2 separate regions of the Homo sapiens genome follow, and region 2 is linked to region 1. The links are chromatin contacts, found by Hi-C or POLR2A ChIA-PET in ENCODE. All regions are on one chromosome and are shown on one strand. The core of a region is the stretch at or near the end of the contact, and the rest is flanking DNA. Distances in the headings are between cores, read along the strand shown. Region 1 holds the start of PSMD11 (proteasome 26S subunit, non-ATPase 11). Region 2 overlaps MYO1D (myosin ID).

Region 1 (4,674 bases), core at 1,545-4,044:
AATTCAAAAACCAGAAACAAATCAGAAATCACTATATCCCAACAAAAATAAGATTGTCTCTCATTTGCAAAACTAAACTACCAGGAAAGAAGTGAGTTTAAAGGCCACTTAATTGCCTGCTAAAAAACTGAAGCTCAACAAGTTGCCAAGAAAATAAAGCTGAATTCAGTTTGTGGATCAGTCCCATGATTCTTCACTCCAACAAAAGACAGGAATTTCACTGAGCATTTCAGATACAATCCATGTGTAGCACTTACCTGCAGCTTGTCCAGTCTTTGCCAGGAGAGATCCCAGTTCCAGGATGCTCTGCTCTTTGACTTGCACTGCCTCTTCATCGTTTTCCTGAATGTCACGCTTCACTGGGAGAGGAAAATGCAAACCCTCTTAAAATTCTGACCAAAAAATGAAGACTGAGGGAAATTTCACCCTCATAAGATCCATTACAAACTCAAACATATTTACCAAAAGACAAATTCTAGAGTTAAAAAAAAAAAAAAAACTCTAAGCCAGGAAAAAAAAAAGATCATATATACGTAGAATATGCTCCATGTAAATCATAAAAAAAGGATTCTTCTCTTTGATTTTAAATGTGCCTTTTCATTCTACCCAGCAGAATTTTGCTTACCTACATACACTAAGTTTCTGTTGTGGTCACTTGGTTAAAGTGAAATTAAAACAAAACAAATCCTTCATACTTATGGTGCCAAGATCTGTTCCAGTCACTATTTTATGGGAAGATATTAAACATGCCTGTGCGTTTATGCCACAAACTAAAATCAATTGACCAAGTTACTGATGCCTGTAAGTCAAAAGCGTTTCAATAAACTTTAGGTCTGTGCAAAGCCTCAGCTGATGGGTGTGTTAGGGATAAGCAGGTCTATAAAGCCATTCAAGAAAAACAACTCTATCAAAGCCCCAGATCCTGCACAGCTACACTTAGGGGAGACTGCTGCTTTTTAATGCATTGAGGTCTGTTAAAATAACTTTGTGCTATCTGTCCTATTTTCAACAGTTAATAACTATTTTAACATTCAAACATGGAATAGCCTCTCCAAGTTTGTAGTGATCATCACTAGTTACTACTACTCTTACAAAGCATCATGACTTGACAAAAACCATGATGGAGTCCAGAAAAAGTAAGGCCGTCAACCACCATGACTCAAGCTTGCTCTAACAGTGAAGCTTTCAGGGAACTCTCCCCTAGAATAGTGGGCCAACAGGAAATACTCTAATTGTAATATTTGACGTAATTTCTACTTTATGAAAGAAAAAATATTAGACACTAGACACAGACTATTAAAATTCATGCTCCTCACATTAGTTCTAAATAATAGTGTGTACTCAGAATAAAATATCCATGTAACGGTGATTGAGATGACTCTGGTTCCGTAGAAGTAACTGACCTAAGATCAGAACTTTTAAAATGAAACACCTTTTACCAATATCATTCAAAGATACACCTTGACGCCCACTTCCTCTCCTTCTCTAGTATCCCCAATGATAAAGTATCAAGATCTTGTCATTGTCCTTTCTCCGTGCAGGTCTGGAATACCAAAATTCAACACACTAAGTCAAATGCCAACATCTTGCAAGTCCCACATACAGGTGCATTCTCATACTACTTGTTGAGCCAATTCAGATCTTCCCAAACTACACTACAAAGATGCCATTACATGTGCAGTGAAGAGCTAGTCCAAGCCCTAATTGAATCCTTTATGAGTGAACATTAACGTCTTCTTCTGTCGTAATAAATTTCTGTTCACACTTGAATCCCAACAGAAAGCTGCCGGAAGCGACTGGCTGGGATTCCCATTTCAGTTTTCCTGTTGTGTGTAGGTGTAAGACCATCGTTATTACAGCGTTAAGAAATTTTAATTTTTCCGGCAACATGCAGCCGACCCGTTCCAAAGAATTCCCTGAACTCCGCGGCTGACAACTAACTCCCTTAACTCACTTCCAACCCCTACAGGCAGTCTGGAAAGATTAGTCACCTCCTCTAGCCAGGCGGTCCCGCTCCAACACCTCACTCTTACACCCTACACAGAGCAGATGAGCGTCTCGGCCACCTCCACAAACCAAATGCCAATCTGAGGTGTGTGTCACCCCTGAATTTCCCACATTCTGAAAGAGACCCTCCTCTTAGTGGAGCTTTCTGCCGTGGGGCTGAGGAGTAGCAGCTCCCAGCGTCCCGTGGAAGGAAACTCCCAGAGAAGAGCAAGCGCTCGCGCTCCCACCCGGAGCAGGCTGTGCTGATTACAACGGCGGGAAATGCCTGTCCAGAGCTGGTTTCGCCAAGGCCTTTCAAGTAGAGACTCTAGGACCAGTCCGTGACAAGCACGCCGGCCGGCACTGCTCCGGGTCCCAGACCAGCTCGTGCGGGCCAGAGCCGGGGACATGGCTAGGGAGGGATCCCCGGGGGCCCGGCTCGGCCCACTCTCCCACCCTACGCTGAGCCCCCCGTGAGTCAGCAGCCGGCGAGGGGACCCGGGGATTGCCTCAAGCCCTCCCACAAGAGTGAGACCTGGGAGGCTCTGGGGAGCTCCGAGCGGCCTGCGCCCCCGGCCCGGCCCCCCTCACACAGTGAGTCAGCAGCATCAGAGCCGGCTAGCCGGGCCCCTCTCCGCTGCCGCCGACCGACATAAGCCGAGCTGGGCCGGCGGGGCCGGGGAGGCGGCGCGGCGACCTTTACCGATGGAGTGGAGGATGTCGATGGAGGCCTCCCGGTCGGTGCTGAGTAGAGACTGGGCTCTCTGGAACTCCACCACCGCCGCCGCCGCCATCTTACCGCTCTCACACCGTCCCCGGCCGCGGCCGCCGACGCCGGAAACACACACCCGGAAAGCCCGCCCTCGGGTCCCTCCGCCTGTAGCTCCCGTGGCTCCGTTCCCAGAGCACTCCGGGAGTTGTAGTCTCTCCGCCGGGCGCGGGCTGAGGGGTGGGGAGAGCGGGACCGCCTCGCAGGTGGGCTGCAAGCTCCCCAGCGCCTCCTAGCGGGCGGCCGGCGAGGAAAAGAGGCGGTGCCCCGCAGTGGGAGCTCTAGATCGGTCCCCGCCCACCCCAAAAGAGGCTTCTTGATTCCGGCCCCGCTCGCGCACCCCTGAGAGGGGTTCCTGAGTACTGGGCTAGGTATTGAGTCAAAGCTGCGTGGCTTTCTTTGCGGCTTCCACGATTTAACCATTCATTCGGGACGATAAGTGACCTTATAAAGTGCTCGCTATGTGGCAAAGAATAGCACCATTCGAATGCGTTCCAGTGTCTGACGCCTGTGCGCCGCACACACGCTTTCCAGGCTTGACTCCCGCAGAACGCTGGCCGGCAGGTGGGCAAACCCGCCAGGACCGGAGAAAACTGTCCTCACGCGCCCATTTAACCTTGGGACAGTGCTGGACGTGATGAAGTGAAACATCACCTTTGCTCCATTCACGCCACAAATACCTCTTGGGAATCCACAGAAGCCTCACCCAGCTCCCCAGCTCAAAGAAAAAAAAAAAAAAAGGAAGGAAGGAAGGGAGGGAGGGAGGGACGGAGGAAGGAAAAAATTGAATTATTCTTCCCAATATCTTCAGCCCCTTCAACTAAAGTCACAGATATCAGTGAAGACGTCGTGTGGACGGAAAAATGACATTCTATGAGACCACTTAGGGTTAAACTTAAGAAAGGTGCTAAAAGGATACAAAGACAATTCAGTATTAAGGAAGACCTTTCTCTAGGTGATGACGATCCAAAAATGGAATGTGCTGTCCCATAAAAGGAGGCAAAAAGGGGACTAACATTGCACACCCTCCTCTGTAAGTGGATTAGGCCATTTATATTCCTCTATCTCCTTTTATTCTCCCAACAATGTTCTGTAAAGCAGATATTTACTCCCCTTTAATATGTGAGGAAACAGGGGTTTGAGTTATTTGGTGAAGCTCAAATCGTGATTGGGAGAGATAAGAGCTGCCGGTTAGGGAATGCCTTCCTAATTCCTGGGTGTGTTCACGTGAAAAGTAGTTGACATCTCATCAGGTTGTTGTAAACAGGATTCATGACTTTGATGGAGAGTTGGATTAAATGGCTTCTAGCAAGGCGCGGTGGCTCATGCCTGTAATCCCAGCACTTTGGGAGGGCGAGGTGGGCATATCGCTTGAGCCCAGGAGTTTGAGACTAGCCTGGGCAACATAGACCCCCGACTCTACTAAAAATACAAAAATTATCCGGGCATGGTGGCGCACGCCTGTAGTCTCAGCTACTTGGGAGGCTGAGGTGGGAGGCTTTAGAAGAAATCATAGGAGAGGATAGAGTGCTGGCCTCACTACAAAGAGGGAGTACCATAAAACAGTGGACCCCAACATTTTTGGCACCAGGGACCAGTTTTGTGGAAGACAATTTTTCCACGGATGTGAGGAGGGGGGATGGTTTTGGGATGAAACCGTTCCACCTCAGATCATCAGGCATTAGATTCTCATAAGGAGCAGGCAACCTAAATCCCTGGCATGCTCAGTTCACAATAGGGTTTGCCTCCTATGAGAATATAATGCTGCAGCTGATCTGACAGGGGGCGGAGCTCAGGCAGTAATGCTGGCTCCCCAGCCGCTCACCTCCTGCTGTGAGGCCTGATTCCTAACAGGCCACTGACCAGTAGTGGTCCTTGGCCCAGGGTTGGGGACCCCCACTGTAAAAGACTAGGAGTGT
Region 2 (4,582 bases), core at 577-3,076, 110 kb before region 1:
AGAGTTAACTCAACATTCACCAGGGACATATCCCAACACAGCCTATGACATGCTGCTGGTTTTTTTGTTTTTTTTTTTGTTTTGTTTTTTGTTTTTTTTTTTTTGTCTTAGAGAATGGCATCTCACTATATTGCCCATACTGGCCCTGAACTCCTGGACTCAAGCAGTCCTCCTGCCTCAGCCTCCCAGAGTGCTGGGATTATGGGCGTGAGTCACTGTGCCCAGCCTGGCATGCTTCTTTAAAGGCCTGTGTTTTGGTAATGGTTGATGCTGTTTTTCATGCTGTCATTCTAAATGTTGGTTTTAATTTACTTGGGTGTCAGGTGTTTCCAGTTACTTACATGGAGTAAAGCTTAGTCTCCAGCAAGTTTCTCCATCTTCGTTCTGTGGTTTCGCTTACTATAGCACCCTGATGCACATCCAAGGGAAATAATCGTGTCCCGGTTTAAGAAGCTTCAGTTTCCACATCTGTATCTTCCATTGGAGCAAGAGCATTTCCACTGCAGTGACTGTTCTTAAACATCCTCTCTCTAGTACCCAGCACAGTACCTAGGACATAGTAAGCATTGGTGTATACATTTACAGAAGCAAAGGACAGAAGGAGGAAGGTGGGAGATGAAAGAGTGGATGGATGGATAAAAGGAAGGAGGGCAAAAAAGGGGAGGTGAACAGATGAACAGATGGTTGGGAGGGAGACAAGGAGGGGAGGGATGGATGAATGGATGGATGGATGGATGGATGGATGGATGGATGGATGGATGGGTGGATGGATGGATGGATTACAAAGGTTAAAGAGTGAGCAATGCAGGCCAGGCTGTGGCTCATGCCTGTAATACCAGCACTGTGGGAGGCCCAGGTGGGCCAATTATTTGAACCCAGGAGTTCAAGACCAGCCTGGGCAATATAGTAAGACCCCCATCTCTACAAAAAATACAAAAATTAGCCAGGTGTGGTAGTGTGTGCCTCTAGTCCCAGCTACTCAGGAGGCTGAGGTGGGAGGATTGCTTGAGTCCAGGAGGCTGAGGCTGCAGTGAGCCATGATTACGCCAATGCCCCTCTGCCTAGGCAACAAAGCAAGACCCTGTCCAAACGAAACAAAACAAAAAACAGTGCATAAGTAAAGCTTGACTGCAAAGTACGATGAGGGAGAAGACATTAGCTATGGATAGTTTATTTTAACTTCAAGGCATTTGGTAGCAGTGGAGGGATAGGGAAGAACAGGTGGACTTTTTGGTCTTTTGTTTACTGGAGGAGATTTGAACATGCTTCTAGGCTAAGGACAAAGCAGATAGCCACTGGAGGAGAGACTGAAAATATTTATTCAATCAAGAAATATTTATTGAGTACCAACAATGTGCCAGGCTCTGTACAGGAAGTGAGCAAGATATAGACGGTGTTCCTGTGCCATGGAACTTTCATTCCAGCAGAAAATAGAAAGGATAATGGGTCATGATCCATGAGAAAATGGAACCGCGTGCTGATTGGTGTGTTCTCGGGAAGAGCAAAATGTTTTAATGTTAGTCCAGGTCAAACATAATTATGAAGGTGAGACTCCCGAAGGGAAAAGCCACATACATTCCAAAGCCACCTGGATGCGTGTGTGTGTGTGTGTGTGTGTGTGTGTGGCAGTGGGATGGTGGGTGGGGGGACATAGAGAAAGAGCAAAAGTAAAGCTGGACGTGTCCAATGTATATTTGCCAAAAACATTTTTCTCTCCTGTGATTCAGACAAGGTGGTGCTTTCAGGATATACAAGTGAAACCAAGGCAGAAAAAGACATGGCCAAGTCTTGTCTAGCCGGTTAGCCTAAGCTTTTCTGGTCTTTTGTAAGTGACTCATTTCCCTTTTGTGTGGTTTTCTTAATATATTCTGCATAAGGCTGGCTGTTACATCCAAACAGAAGCAAAATGTATGATCTGAGCATGCACTGCCTCTTGATCTAATCCACTTCTTAATTACATTTATGTTCATTGTCTTTGAGTCCTATAGTTTGGGACAATTCTACAGGCTCCCCACCCCTAGAAGTCATTCATTATCAGCTACCAGCCACTCAATGTTTAGTTATAGTGAATAAAATACTTTCAGTGTCAGAAACTATAGATCTCATTTCTAACTCTAGATTAATTCTGTTTCGCTGATAATATTAAGAAATGGCTGTAAATTGGATGAAAATATTCTAAAATTATTTCACTATTATCATTTCTTTCTCTTTTTTTTGACACTCTGTTGCCTAGGGCTGGAAGGCAATGGTACAATCATAGCTCCCTGTAACCTCAACCTTCCAGGCTCAAGTGATCCTCCCACCTCAGCCACCCAAGTAGCTGAAACCTAGCTAATTTTTAAATTTTTTGTAAAAACAGCATCTCACTACATTACCCAGGCTGGTCTCCAACTCCTGGGCTCAAGCTGTCCTCCCTCCTCAGCCTCCAAAAGTGCTGGGATTTCAGGCCTGAGCCACAGTGCGTGGCCCACTTTTATTACTCCTATTTCTATTATTATAGGCTATCCCCAAATACTTTTTAGAAGTAGGCAGAGTATATTCGCAAGTACCTTTTTAATTACCTAGAAAACAAATCTACAAAGAATGAAGACATGGGACTCAGTTTGTGATTTCCTCATTTTTAATGTGTGGTATTATAGAGGCCTTACTAATCCTCTGTGATTAGCTGTGGAAAATTTTGCTTTAATCTTTGCAACAGGTTAGATCATGAGACAGTGAACACCAAAAAAAAATTGCAACTCTGTAGTATTGAAAAAATTTTATATGGCATATTTCTTGTAACAAAGCATAGCTCAGGCTGGGCGCAGTAATCCCGGCACTTTGGGAGGCCAAGGCAGGCAGATCACCTAAGATCAGGAGTTCGAGACCAGCCTGGCCAACACAGTGAAACTCCGTCTCTACTAAAAATACAAAAATTAGCCGGCCATGGTGGTGCACACCTGTAATCCCAGCTACTTGGAAGGCTGAGGCACGAGAATCACTTGAACCAGCAAGGCAGGGGTTGCAGTGAGCTGAGATTACACCGCTGCCCTCCAGCCTGGGCAACAGAGTTAGACTCCATCTCAAAAAAAAAAAAAAAAATTATAGCTCAAAGCTTGAAAATCATTTTGTTTTCATGGGATTCATTGTAAAGGAGATTTGACCTAACATATTATTAATACTGATCTTTTCATTCCGTTAAGTATTCACTATCATAGAACACTAAATTAGGCACATTCCATAGAACTTTATAGTTTTATGCTTTTTGTGATGGATAATACTGAGTGTCAACTTCATTGGATTGAAAGATGCAAAGTATTGATCCTGGGTGTGTCTGTGAGGATACAAAAGGCTTTCACACTGCATTTTACTCCTATTTCGCAATACTTCCATAAGATAGTTAATGCAATTAACGTGTCCTTCATGTGACAGATGAGGAAAATGAGGCTCTGGGATTGAAGAGACTTGACAAAAGTCATTCAGGTCATTGGTATTTGCATAGACCACACACCTTGCCACCAAGTAGTTCCCAGACTGAAGCAGAGGCAAATGACCATTTATGAGTGTAACCCTCCTAGCATGGCATCCAACTCATGGCAGACCCTCTCCAAACGTTAGCTATGTGCATTTAAACTTATAATTCCCACAAACAGAAGTGACATTAACACTACGGAAAACAGAGCTTCGTAAATTAGAAAGTCAGTGCTATGCCCCTCCTATGACCTCGCTAACATTTTCAGAAGGTGGCCCAGGGATTCCTGCTCACTACTTATCTTTAACGTTTATATTTGTAACAAACGATTAAGAGGGAGGGTGCAGTGGCTCACACCTGTAATCCCAGCACTTTGGGAGACTGAGCTGGGTGGATCACTTGAGCCCAGGAGTTTAAGACAAGTCTGGGCAAAATAGTGAGACCTTGTCTCTACAAAAATAATGAACAAAATTAGCTGGGTGTGGTGCTGTGTGCCTGTAGTCCTAGCTGCTCTGGAGGCTGAGGTGGGAGGCTCACTTGAGCCCAAGAGACAGAGATTGCAGTGAGCTGAGATGGCACCACTGAACTCCAGCCTGGACAACAGAACAAGACCCTGTCTCAAACAAACAAACAAAAAGGATTATGCATTTTGTGTAACATATATTTTTTCAGTGTAAATGTATGTGTATACAGATATATATAAAAATAATTAAAAGTCGGCCAGGCGCGGTGGCTCACGCCTGTAATCCCAACACTTTGGAGGCCGAGGCAGGTGGATCATTTGAGGTCAGGAATTCAAGACAAGCTTGGCCAACATGGTGAGACCCCATCTCTACTAAAAATACAAAAATTAGCTAGGCGCGGTGGTGCACACCTGTAATCCCAGCTACTTGGGAGGCTGAGGCAGGAGTATTGCTTGAACCCGGGAGGCAGAGGTTGCAGAGAGCCAAGATCATGCCACTGTACTCCAGCCTGGGCAACACAGTGAGACTCCATCTCAAAAAAAAAAAAAAAGACCAAAAAATAATTTAAAAAGAATTTAAAGTGGTACTGAATAAGAAGTCAGGTCTCCCCTCATTGGTGTCCCATGCAACACAGTGACTTCCCACTGGCACTGGAAAACAGGATTTT

The links. Hi-C counts contacts between places; a loop is a spot of excess contacts on that map. ChIA-PET counts read pairs that join two places held with the same protein, here RNA polymerase II (POLR2A). Pooled maps may share reads with other maps.
Region 2: a pooled map shows a loop between it and region 1 (3-fold over the local background). The contact joins the enhancer-like site here to the promoter of PSMD11 in region 1. A Hi-C loop is called at or near these places in 2 of 37 single-sample maps with no recorded cell type and 8 of 50 pooled maps. POLR2A ChIA-PET finds 5 or more read pairs at or near these places in 4 of 52 experiments (WTC11, activated CD4-positive, alpha-beta T cell, activated CD4-positive, alpha-beta memory T cell and 1 more).

The regions. Positions count from the first base shown.
Region 1 is chr17:32,442,630-32,447,303 of GRCh38, reverse strand. It overlaps PSMD11 (proteasome 26S subunit, non-ATPase 11), which reads right to left and starts at 2,794. Exons shown (of 14, transcript NM_002815.4): 1 at 2,690-2,794; 2 at 258-359. The coding sequence starts at 2,780. RefSeq lists enhancers at 2,705-2,784, 2,398-3,013 and a silencer at 2,905-3,074.
Region 2 is chr17:32,548,600-32,553,181 of GRCh38, reverse strand. The region is part of intron 21 of MYO1D (myosin ID); the gene reads left to right. Among named protein-coding and RNA genes, the nearest start is that of CDK5R1, 64 kb to the right of the region's middle. Within about 2 kb of position 1,826, at least 5 of the 41 ENCODE cell types and tissues checked have a DNase peak (open chromatin) inside an H3K27ac peak, as active enhancers do.